Linked DNA regions of Homo sapiens: region 1 is linked to region 2. The links are chromatin contacts, found by Hi-C in ENCODE. All regions are on one chromosome and are shown on one strand. Each heading gives the region's core, a stretch centred on a gene start or an enhancer-like site at or near the end of the contact. The rest is flanking DNA. Distances are from core to core; before and after follow the strand shown.

What was found. A loop is a pair of places that touch in the nucleus more often than their neighbours do. Pooled maps may share reads with other maps.
Region 1: a map with no recorded cell type shows a loop between it and region 2 (12-fold over the local background). The contact joins two enhancer-like sites. A Hi-C loop is called at or near these places in 8 of 37 single-sample maps with no recorded cell type and 3 of 50 pooled maps.

What each region holds. Positions count from the first base shown.
Region 1 is chr5:32,536,777-32,541,371 of GRCh38, forward strand. All of the region lies in intron 4 of LOC124900954 (a long non-coding RNA gene), which reads left to right. Among named protein-coding and RNA genes, the nearest start is that of SUB1, 46 kb to the right of the region's middle. RefSeq lists an enhancer at 1,133-1,342. Within about 2 kb of position 1,420, at least 4 of the 41 ENCODE cell types and tissues checked have a DNase peak (open chromatin) inside an H3K27ac peak, as active enhancers do.
Region 2 is chr5:31,989,377-31,994,321 of GRCh38, forward strand. All of the region lies in intron 3 of PDZD2 (PDZ domain containing 2), which reads left to right. Among named protein-coding and RNA genes, the nearest start is that of MIR4279, 56 kb to the left of the region's middle. Within about 2 kb of position 1,505, at least 2 of the 41 ENCODE cell types and tissues checked have a DNase peak (open chromatin) inside an H3K27ac peak, as active enhancers do.

The sequences.
Region 1 (4,595 bases), core at 170-2,669, 550 kb after region 2:
ATCATCCTGAAACTGCCCCCCCCCTTCCCTGCTGCCCCCGATCCGGGTCCATGGAAAAATTGTCTCCCATGAAACTTGTCCCCCTGGTGCCAAAAATGTTGGGGACCACTGGTTTAGGCCACCCGGTTTGCAGTACTTTGTTAGAGTGGCCCTGGCAAACTTAAAAACCCTGACTTTCTCACTTCTCTTGCACCCTCCAAGGTACCAGCCCCATGCTCCTACCCAGTATGCACCTGGCTCTCCCTTGTGTTTCCTGATCTCCAGGTGGTCTCTTTGCAGTGTTTTGAAAGCTCTTTTGATAGTATCTCTTTCTTGTCATGAAGCCTCCTGGATTCCACAGAGAAAATGTGCTCTCCACTGTTGTGTCTGGGCAGAAAACCCCCATAATTATTAAATCCATTCCCTACAACATTATATGGGGTTTTATAAGTCATTCATAAACATACAATATTTTAATTCTGCTGCCATATGTTTTGTATAAATAGTCATGTTTATTTACAAAAGAATGTTCTATTTAGCTGTCAACCCATGGATGGCAGAAAAAATGTTTCATATTTGTGTGTGTGTGTGTGTGTGTGTGTGCGTGTTTAAAGCACCAAACATAATATCCAATGATTTTTGTTATGACACACATGTTCTTTCAGGATAGTGTGTGATAATCAAGTTGTGCTTTTATTTATTCAACTGACATTTGAATCACTTTCCCTGTACCTAACTATCCCACCATGGGCTGTCGTTACTAATCTGAATTTAAAGAGGTCCCTGGTGTCAAGGAGAGCCTGGCTGATTGTGAGAGAGGCAGACAATACAAGTGAAGAAATAGTGTAGCTATGATGGAGACATGAGATAGTGGGATGACTCACAGTGATGCTTTATGAAACCCAAGGGCCACAAAGCTTCAGGAAGTAGGGAAGCAGGAAATGAACTACCAGGATGCAGACTTGCTCTTCATCCCTCATTTTCCCATTTCACACTTTCTTTTTTTTCTTTTTTTGAGACAGAATCTCACTCTGTCACCCAGGCTGGAGTGTAGTGGTGTGATCTTGGCTCACTGCAACCTCTGCCTCCTGGGTTAAAGCGATTCTCCTGCCTCAGCCTCTTGAGTAGCTGCAACTATAGGCACGCGTGGCCGCACCCAGCTAATTTTTTTATTTTTAGTAGAGATGAGGTTTCACCATGTTGGCCAGGCTTGTCTCGAACTCCTGACCTCAAGCGATCCTCCTGCCTCTGCCTGCCAAAGTGCTGGGATTACAGGTGTGAGCCACCGCACCTGGCCCCATTTCACACCTTCTTCCCTCTGTGGCTTCTCTCTATTTCTAGGGAGAAACATGACAGAAGTCAGCTGCTCTAGAATCAACAGACTCCTCTCCAGTTGGCATCCCACCATACAGCGGTGGCGTCATACGTTCATACATATGCTGCAGCCAAAGGGGGAGGCTCATCAACCCAGGAGGCACCCACAGGTGCCTCTCAGAGGTGATGAAAGAGGAAGTGGGGGCAGGCAGAGGTAATGGTTGTAATTTGAGTCACTTCTGTTAACTGTACCCACTTTTAGACAGCTTAATCCACTTTGACTCTGGAAAAGTGTGAACAGAAACCTTGCTGGGTTTGGAGGAGAGACAGCCTCCCACTGCTCTTCCCAGGGGAGTCCTGGAACAGGCTGCCGTGGAGGCTCAGGGCAGGCCTGGAGATGTGGCGCTGGTTCAAGGCCAGACCCGGCTGTGTCAAATTTGGATGGACTAGGAAAAGTTCCTGTACAGAAATAACAGAGACTGGAGATTATGTGTGGGAATTATTCTACTCTTATCCTGAGTATGTCTGTACTTCAATCCTGGTGCTCACTTCAAGAAAGAGGAGGATGGGGTTGCCGTTGCTCTCAAGAAAGAGGAGGATGGGGTTGCCATTGCTCTAGCAGACTACTGTTACTCCCAGAAGCTCACTTAAAGGTTCCATTTCCATAACCAATTACAGAGCAAATGCTTTTTCATAGGAATTGGTCTTTGCGGGGTTGACATTTCAGGTTGCAAAGACCCCGAAGCTTTAGGAAAGCTGAACTTTGCCGTTGAGAAATTTAGGAGGGTAGAAATTGCAACACTATCTTAGCTGCAATTAGCTGGCATTTCTGCCAAGCGCTAATACATATTTCACCCTAACTTCCAGTGAAGGACGACATTGATAAGAATATTTGGGGAGTAGCTGTGAAAGTTCATCTGGTTTTAATAGGGAAACATTGTCCTTTTCTCTGCTGATTGGAGAGCAGGTCAGGCATGAAACTGGCCTCACCCAGGAAAGACTCACATGGTTCATTCTCTCTCCAGGAATGGTAGGGAAAGCACGTGTTTTGAAACACTGGGTTTTCCCTGGCCCGGGAGAAAGTGGATCAAAAGAATCGCTGTTTTCTCCGCTGTTGTTTGGGTTCTCTAGTTTGAAAGGGTCATGGTGGTGTCTCCTGATGGGCCATTAAAGGCAATGTTGAGGAGAATAGAGAAAATACATGAAGAAAGAATAAGGAAAATTGGACATTTGGTAGAAAAGCCCAGGATTCTCTGGAGAAACGTTGGAGGTAGTGCCGAGAGAGTCTGCTGCACCAGAGGTGCCCCACCAGGGGCCCCACCAGGGGACTCTTTAAAAGAATGTTCTTGAGCTAAATTCCTGCCAACCTTCCCATGTAGCTGGTGCAATTTTCACTCCATATTCTGCTTTCTTTATTTTCTACCGCAACTGAATTCTGAGTTCCTAATCCACTGGGACTCACACTTAATAGCCTGTCTATCTACTGGCATTTGTTTGCATTGTACAAGTACAACCAAAGGCTATAGGCTTTTGGGAGCCACAGTCAGGAAGAAGTCTATCTGTCTGTCTCTCTGTTCTTTAGACTTCAGTCTTCTTACACCCTTTCCAAATGGCAACGGGCACAAAATGGCCTATCTGCTGGAAGTGGGCAATGAGCAAAAGAGACACATACATGGAAACAATGAGTTAAGAATTTAAAATATTATTCTGCACACACGTAAGTGGGAACTTCATGTCCTCTGTTCAGAAGTAAAGCAGTTGGAACCTCTGGAATCAGAATCATCTGTGCATTTGCTAAAAATATAGATTCTTGTGCCCTACCCAAATTCTGCACCCGAAAATTCTGATTCTGCCTGAATCAGAATCTTTCCAGGCAATTCTTATGTGCATCAAAGCTTGAGAGTTGCCTAGACGCAGCCTCAGCTGAACCATCTACTGTGTTTTAATACTGAGTTGTGCTTGTTCTCAAGCTGGTTCAGAGCACTTTAATGTGCATTCAAATCATGCTGAGGTCTTGTTAAGTTAGGTGGTGGGACGTGAGATTCTGCATGTCTAACAAACGCTTGGGTGATGCTGCCACTGCTGGTTGGAGGACCACCCCTTGGGTGGCAAAGTGCTAGAGAGACTATTTTTATTTCCTTTGCACTCCTGTGAGGCCATCTTGAGGCTTCTCAAGTCCCTGGGGCCAGTGATTTGCTTGCACTGGGATTGGAGATTGCTGCACCCTCATGGGTACTGTGCTTTGTTGACTGGGCTCTATCTCATGCTCATCCAGATTTACCCTGCCTTCCTGCTTCCCCTTCCATCTCCTCAGCCAACACCCCTATTCCCACCCTCACTCTTCTACCCCCACTCTGCCTAAGGGGCAGCCCTGCTGCCATAGCCTGGTCTTCCTCACACTGTGGGTCTACTCTGACTATAGATACATAATTGAATATCTTTAGATAATCTTCAGATTTGCTAGTATGATAAAGTCCTTCTTCCTCCTAGGAGAAAAGGGGAAGTGGGACTCGAAGCAAGCATGTAAAATTGAGTCAGGAGTTCTTTTTTCTCTTTAGGGCCACCATCAGTGGGTGGCCCCAGTGTAATGGAATGGAGTGGAAGATGTTACCATTTCCTACACTGTCCTTGACCTTGAAAGAAGAACTGAATCTATGGGACCTACTGCCACTTTCTATAGGTGGAGGGGAAAGGGGAACCCCGTTGCATGGCATAAGCTTATCCCTCAAGTCCTTGGTGAGCGGGGGTTGGGGGTAAGAGGGAAGAATTACAGGGTGTTAGAAGTGGTGAGATTCTTTTCTCCAGTCATGGAGAACTTCTGATATTCAATCCAGAATGGCTTTAATTGCTACTAGTTAACAATAAGAAAGAAGGTCTACAGTTGAGGTCTAGGGAAAGACTGGCTTGTAGTGCTCCTCAGGCTTGCAGTCACATTGAAAAGTCTAATGGTGGCCAGGCGCGGTTGCTCATGCCTGTAATCCCAGCACTTTAGAAGGCCGAGGTGGGCAGATCACCTGAGGTCAGGAGTTCGAGACCAGTCTTGCCAGCATGGTGAAACCCTGTCGCTACTAAAAATACAAAAATTTGCTGGGCATGGTGGTGGGTGCCTGTAATCCCAGCTACTTGGGAGGCTGAGGCAGGAGAATTGCTTGAACCCGGAAGGCGGAGGTTGCAGTGAGCGGAGATTGTGCCACTGCAGTCACATGAGATTGTGCCACTGCGGCAGAGCGAGACTCTGTCTCAGAAAAAAAGAAAAGAAAAGAAAAGAAAAGTCTAATGGTTAGAGTGAAGCCAGCCATAGC
Region 2 (4,945 bases), core at 255-2,754:
TTATGGCTGAGGAGTATTCTGTGGTATATACCACATTTTCTTTTCTTTTTTTTTTTTTTTTTTTGAGACGAAGTCTCACTCCGTCACCCAGGCTGGAGTGCAGTGGCGCGATCTTGGCTCGCTGCAGCCTCTGCCTCCTGGGTTCAAGCAATTCTCCTGCCTCAGCCTCCCAAATAGCTGGGACTATAGGCACACGCCACCATGTCCAGCTAATTTTTTGTATTTTTAGTAGAGAGGGGGTTTTACCATGTTGGCCAGGCTGGCCTCGAGCTCCTGACCTCTAGTGATCTGCCTGCCTCGGCCTCCCAAAGTGCCGGGATTACAGGCATGAGCCACCACACCTGGCCTGGTGTATACCACATTTTCTTTATCCAGTCAGCCATTGATAGACACTTAGGTTGATTCTGTATCTTTGCTATTGTGAATAGTGCAGGGCGGGGCCTTCTTTGTCTTTGTTTCCCGTCTTAGCTCAGTGCCTTGTAGGTATTTATTAATCAAGGCCCCAAGAATACTAGTCCTGGGAGATGGGACCCTGAAGTTCCTGCCTCAGTTCTGCCATCCCCAGCACTGTGGCCTTCAGGTTGCTGCGGCCTTTCTCTGGCCTTCTGTTTTCTCACCTATAAACTGAGCATTTTGGTCTGATGACTAAGGGACTTCCAGCTCTGACATTATGCTCACCCATTTCTTACTGATCATTCTGAATAAGAAGGGGTAAGCAAACGGTTTCAGAAAAGGTTTGCAACTAGCGCCGGAGTATTTACGGCAGCAAGATTCTGGTTGGATTGTGTCTTCTCACATATGGGGCAAAGTTGCTGTTATAAAGTTTTATTTTTGGTTCCAGCAGTAATGAGGTCATTTAAATGCTGTGAGACAGCTCCCTTTAATGTACCGCTCCTGTTTTGGTAAATAAATCCCTTCGTTGGCTTCAGTGAAGGGATACATGTGTGAACTCACGCAGTAATTGGCAGTTTACAGGAAAGGGTAACACTCCAACAACATTAGTGCAGAAGTCCATAGCATCCAGTTTTTCAGGGTTTGGCTTTTTCTCAATAGGCTGACAAAGTCTTGTTGCCCTTTAAGCTAATGTAAAAGAAAACAAATGCCCAAACCATCTGTCTAGACAGGGTCTGTTGCAGAACTCGGTCTCTCCAACTGGACCAGGGTTCACACAATGAACACTGGCAAACAGACAGATCTCCCATCTGTGTGAGCTTCTTAACCTCAGTCGCAAGGACCATCATGGAACTGTAAGATTAGCGGATAAACATTCTATATTTGTTCATTCAGTGCTATTTATGGGATATTATAATGTGGTAGACACTGTTCTAATTGCTAGAGAACTAGTTGGTAAACAAGACAGACAAGGTTCTTATCTCACAGCATTTATAGCATACCACAAACAATAAATAAGCAAATCCACAAATCACAGTGTCAGAAGCTGATGAGTCAATGAAATAAAACAGGGTGAAGTGAAAGCTGGCCGGGCAGTGTCATGGGCAGGGGGCTGGTTGATGTTGGGTGTCAGAGCAGGAAGATCTCAGTAAAGAGGCGATGTTTGAGCTGAGGATTGAGTGTCAGAAAAGGGCAGCCCTGCATAATCCGGGGCAGAATGTTCCCAGGGAAGAACCAGCAAAGCATCTGCCCTCAGGCAGGAATGACAGAGTGTTCCATGAGAAAGACACTGGGCACCAGGAGATGATTCAGGAGGTGTGGGCAGGGCTGGTTACAGAGGTTCGCATATGCCACCTTGGAGTTTGAACCTTATTCTCGGTCCTGTGGGAAGTTGTTGGAGGGCTTATGCTGAGTGCATCACAGCCTATGTTTTTTAAACCTTCCCCTTGGATGTTTGATGGAGGATAATGGATTGTAGGAGGTGAAATTTAAAAGGGAGACCAAACTGGAGGCTATTGTGGTCACCCAAGCTAAAGATGCTGGTCACTTTGACGGGGGAGGTTAGGGAGAGGAGAAGGCCAAAGTCGGTGGATCTGGCATCTATTTCGGAAGTAGACTCTACAGATGGTGCTCGTGGTTCAGATGTGGGAGATTAAACAGAAGGAATCAAAGATACTTCACGGACTTTTGGCTTGTGGATCATCTTTAGCCTGAGTAGAGGATAATGCTGTTTGCATTGAGATGGGAAAGCCAGGAGTAAGAGAGGAAAAAAGTCCAGTTTTGATTGTACTAAGGTGTATATCAGATACCCAAGTGGAATTGTTAAGGAGGCAGTTGGAAATATCCTTAATATCGTTATATTTAAGTTGGCCTGTTAGATTTTGGCCAGTACAAGTTTTAGCCTAGTAAATATCAGACACTGATTTATTTTTTACTGAACGTTGCTGTAGGCAAATACCTTTAAAACTGACAATTGTGGGCCCGGCACGGTGGCTCACGCCTGTAATCTCAGCACTTTGGGAGGCCGAGGTGGGCAGATCACCAGTGGTCAGGAGTTCAAGACCAGCCTGGCCAATATGGTGAAACCTTGTCTCTGCTAATAATACAAAAATTAGCTGAGTGGATGTGGTGGTGTGCACCTGTAATCCCAGCTACTCGGGAGGCTGAGGCAGGAGAATCACTTGAACCCAGGAGGCAGAGGTTGCAGTGAGCCAAGATTGTGCCATTGCACTTCAGCCTAGGTGACAGAGTGAGACCCTGTCTCGAAAGAAAAAAACAAAACAACAACAAAAAAAACTGCTAACATTTACTTCTTGTTGCTTGTGTCTTCCTTTGTAGTCCTCTGAACTCCCTTCATTAGATGATCAGAAATTCCAAGGTGAGGAAACTTGCATTAATTTCTTTGGACACTCCCCTCCTATCTCCTACTTTCAATTAAAAAAAAATTATGTTATCGGATAAAAGTGAAAAAGAAGGTCTGTTTCTTGAGTAGTGTAGTTGGGGGCTGTATTACAGATTAGTGATTTCTGCCCTCTGAAGCCAGTTTTATTTGTTAAGTGTTTTGCATGACTTTATTTTTAACGAGTTTTGTGGTTTGGGGCTGGGGGCAGGCAAGTGGAGTGGAAATGTGGGTGCTCTTGATGGAAAGTGTCTTGAACTCTTCTGTCAGTATATATATATATACATTTGAGCTGATATTGTATTCCCATGAACATCGTTTTGCATGTTTCTTGTCACATGTCCTACTTCTAAAAGTATTTAAAAATTAGAAAGGAATGTACCTAGTATTGTCACATCCTTTGTTAACCATACTTACATGTTTTGTTTAACAAAGAGGAGGGGAAAAGGAGAAAAGAATGGTGGTGTAAACTAGTAAGGGGGATGGATAGGTTTTTACTAATTTGCGCTAAAACCCAAATAGATTTTCTTATTTCTGGACTCTAAGAATGGTCCTTGTTGCTCTTGGGAAAGAGGTTCACAGCTTTTCTGTCCTGGGGGAGGAAGAAACACTCATCTTCTAGACCCCAGCAGCCAGAGCATATCTTCCACGGAAAAAAACAGCCAGCATCCTTCTCTCAAGTGTGCCTCTTCCATGGAAAAAAAAAAAAAAAGCCACCATCCTACTCTCGCGTGTGCCGTGAGGCCGCCACAGGGCTGCTCCCTATGCTGGCGTGGGAGGCCCAGAAAGCCAGGACAACATCCAGTCAGCACATCCCTGATTCTGTTCTTTTCAATGGTATCCACTAGGCCATCGGGCCCCATTGGAAGTGTTGAAAGTTGCCATCTTGGTGGTTGCACTGCTCCTCAAGGATGGCTTTTTGGAAGTAGTAGAGCCATGAGAGACTTCGAAGGCCAGGGAGGATGTTTCTGAATGGGGAAGGGAAAGGTGTTCCAGAGGTCAGAGGCAGCAAACCAAAAACCATAGAGTCCAAAATGAGGTGATTGGATGAAATAGAGATCATTGACAAGTTCATGAACTACTGTGGTAAGCCAGTGACTTCTGAAGTTACATTTGGCCAGACAGGCTTCATTTGACTGTGGTCAGGGGATGGAGGAGACAGTTGGCACCAGCGTCTGTTCCTGGGATAGCGGAGCCCCACCGAACAGCACGCTACCCGAAGGAGTGTGGGATCCAACAGGTCTCTGTCTGCTAATAATTTCCCCAGACATTCCTATTGCTGCACATCAATGACTGCCCAACATCTGTTTTTTTTACTGTTGCATAAAGTTTCATTTCAGTTTCTGACTGTGTATTTCAGATTTTCTAAATGCCACACATTCTTTCTCCTTTGCAAGCAGCTTGAACAGGCAGGTTGCCTATTTCTAGGGGGATGGTGGCTTTGTCCATGTTGTACCTTAACGGTTCCATTGGACTTTTCATGATGGATGTTAAAAGCAGATGGCTTTTGTTTCATATGTTGTTTCATATATCATATGTCATTTGTTTCATATGAAGATGGCTTTTGTTTCATATGTCTTGTGACTCAGGCCCATATAGCTAGGGCTAAAAAGAGCTACAGGGGTGAGTCTGAAGTGAGACCCCAAAGTAAATCACTTTGGAAAGTTTTGCTTTCATTTCTCTAAATAGCTAAGGACTTGGGGGAAGTCAACAGTTTTGCAGTGAGCATATGTGTGTGTCCTTGGAGTGAAGTAAGGAGACAAGCAGAGGATAAACCAAGGTGGAAAAGCTATCAGCAATCAGATGGCTTAGAGACATTGATTAGTTTATTTATTTATTTATTGTTTTTGTTTTTTTTGTTTGTTGGGGGGATGGAGTCTCACTGTGTCACCCAGGATGGAGCACAGTGGTGTGATCTCGGCTCACTGCAACCTCCACCTTCTGGGTTCAAGCGATTCTCCTGCCTCAGCCTCCTGAGTATCTGGGATTATAGGTGCCCACCACCACGCCTGGCTAATTTTTTTATATTTTTAGTAGAGATGTTGGACAGGCTGGTCTTGAACTCCTGACCTCTGGTGATCCCCCCACCTTGGCCTCCTCAAAGTGCTGGGATTACAGGCATGAGCCACCACGCCCAGCCTGTTTTTTGTTTTT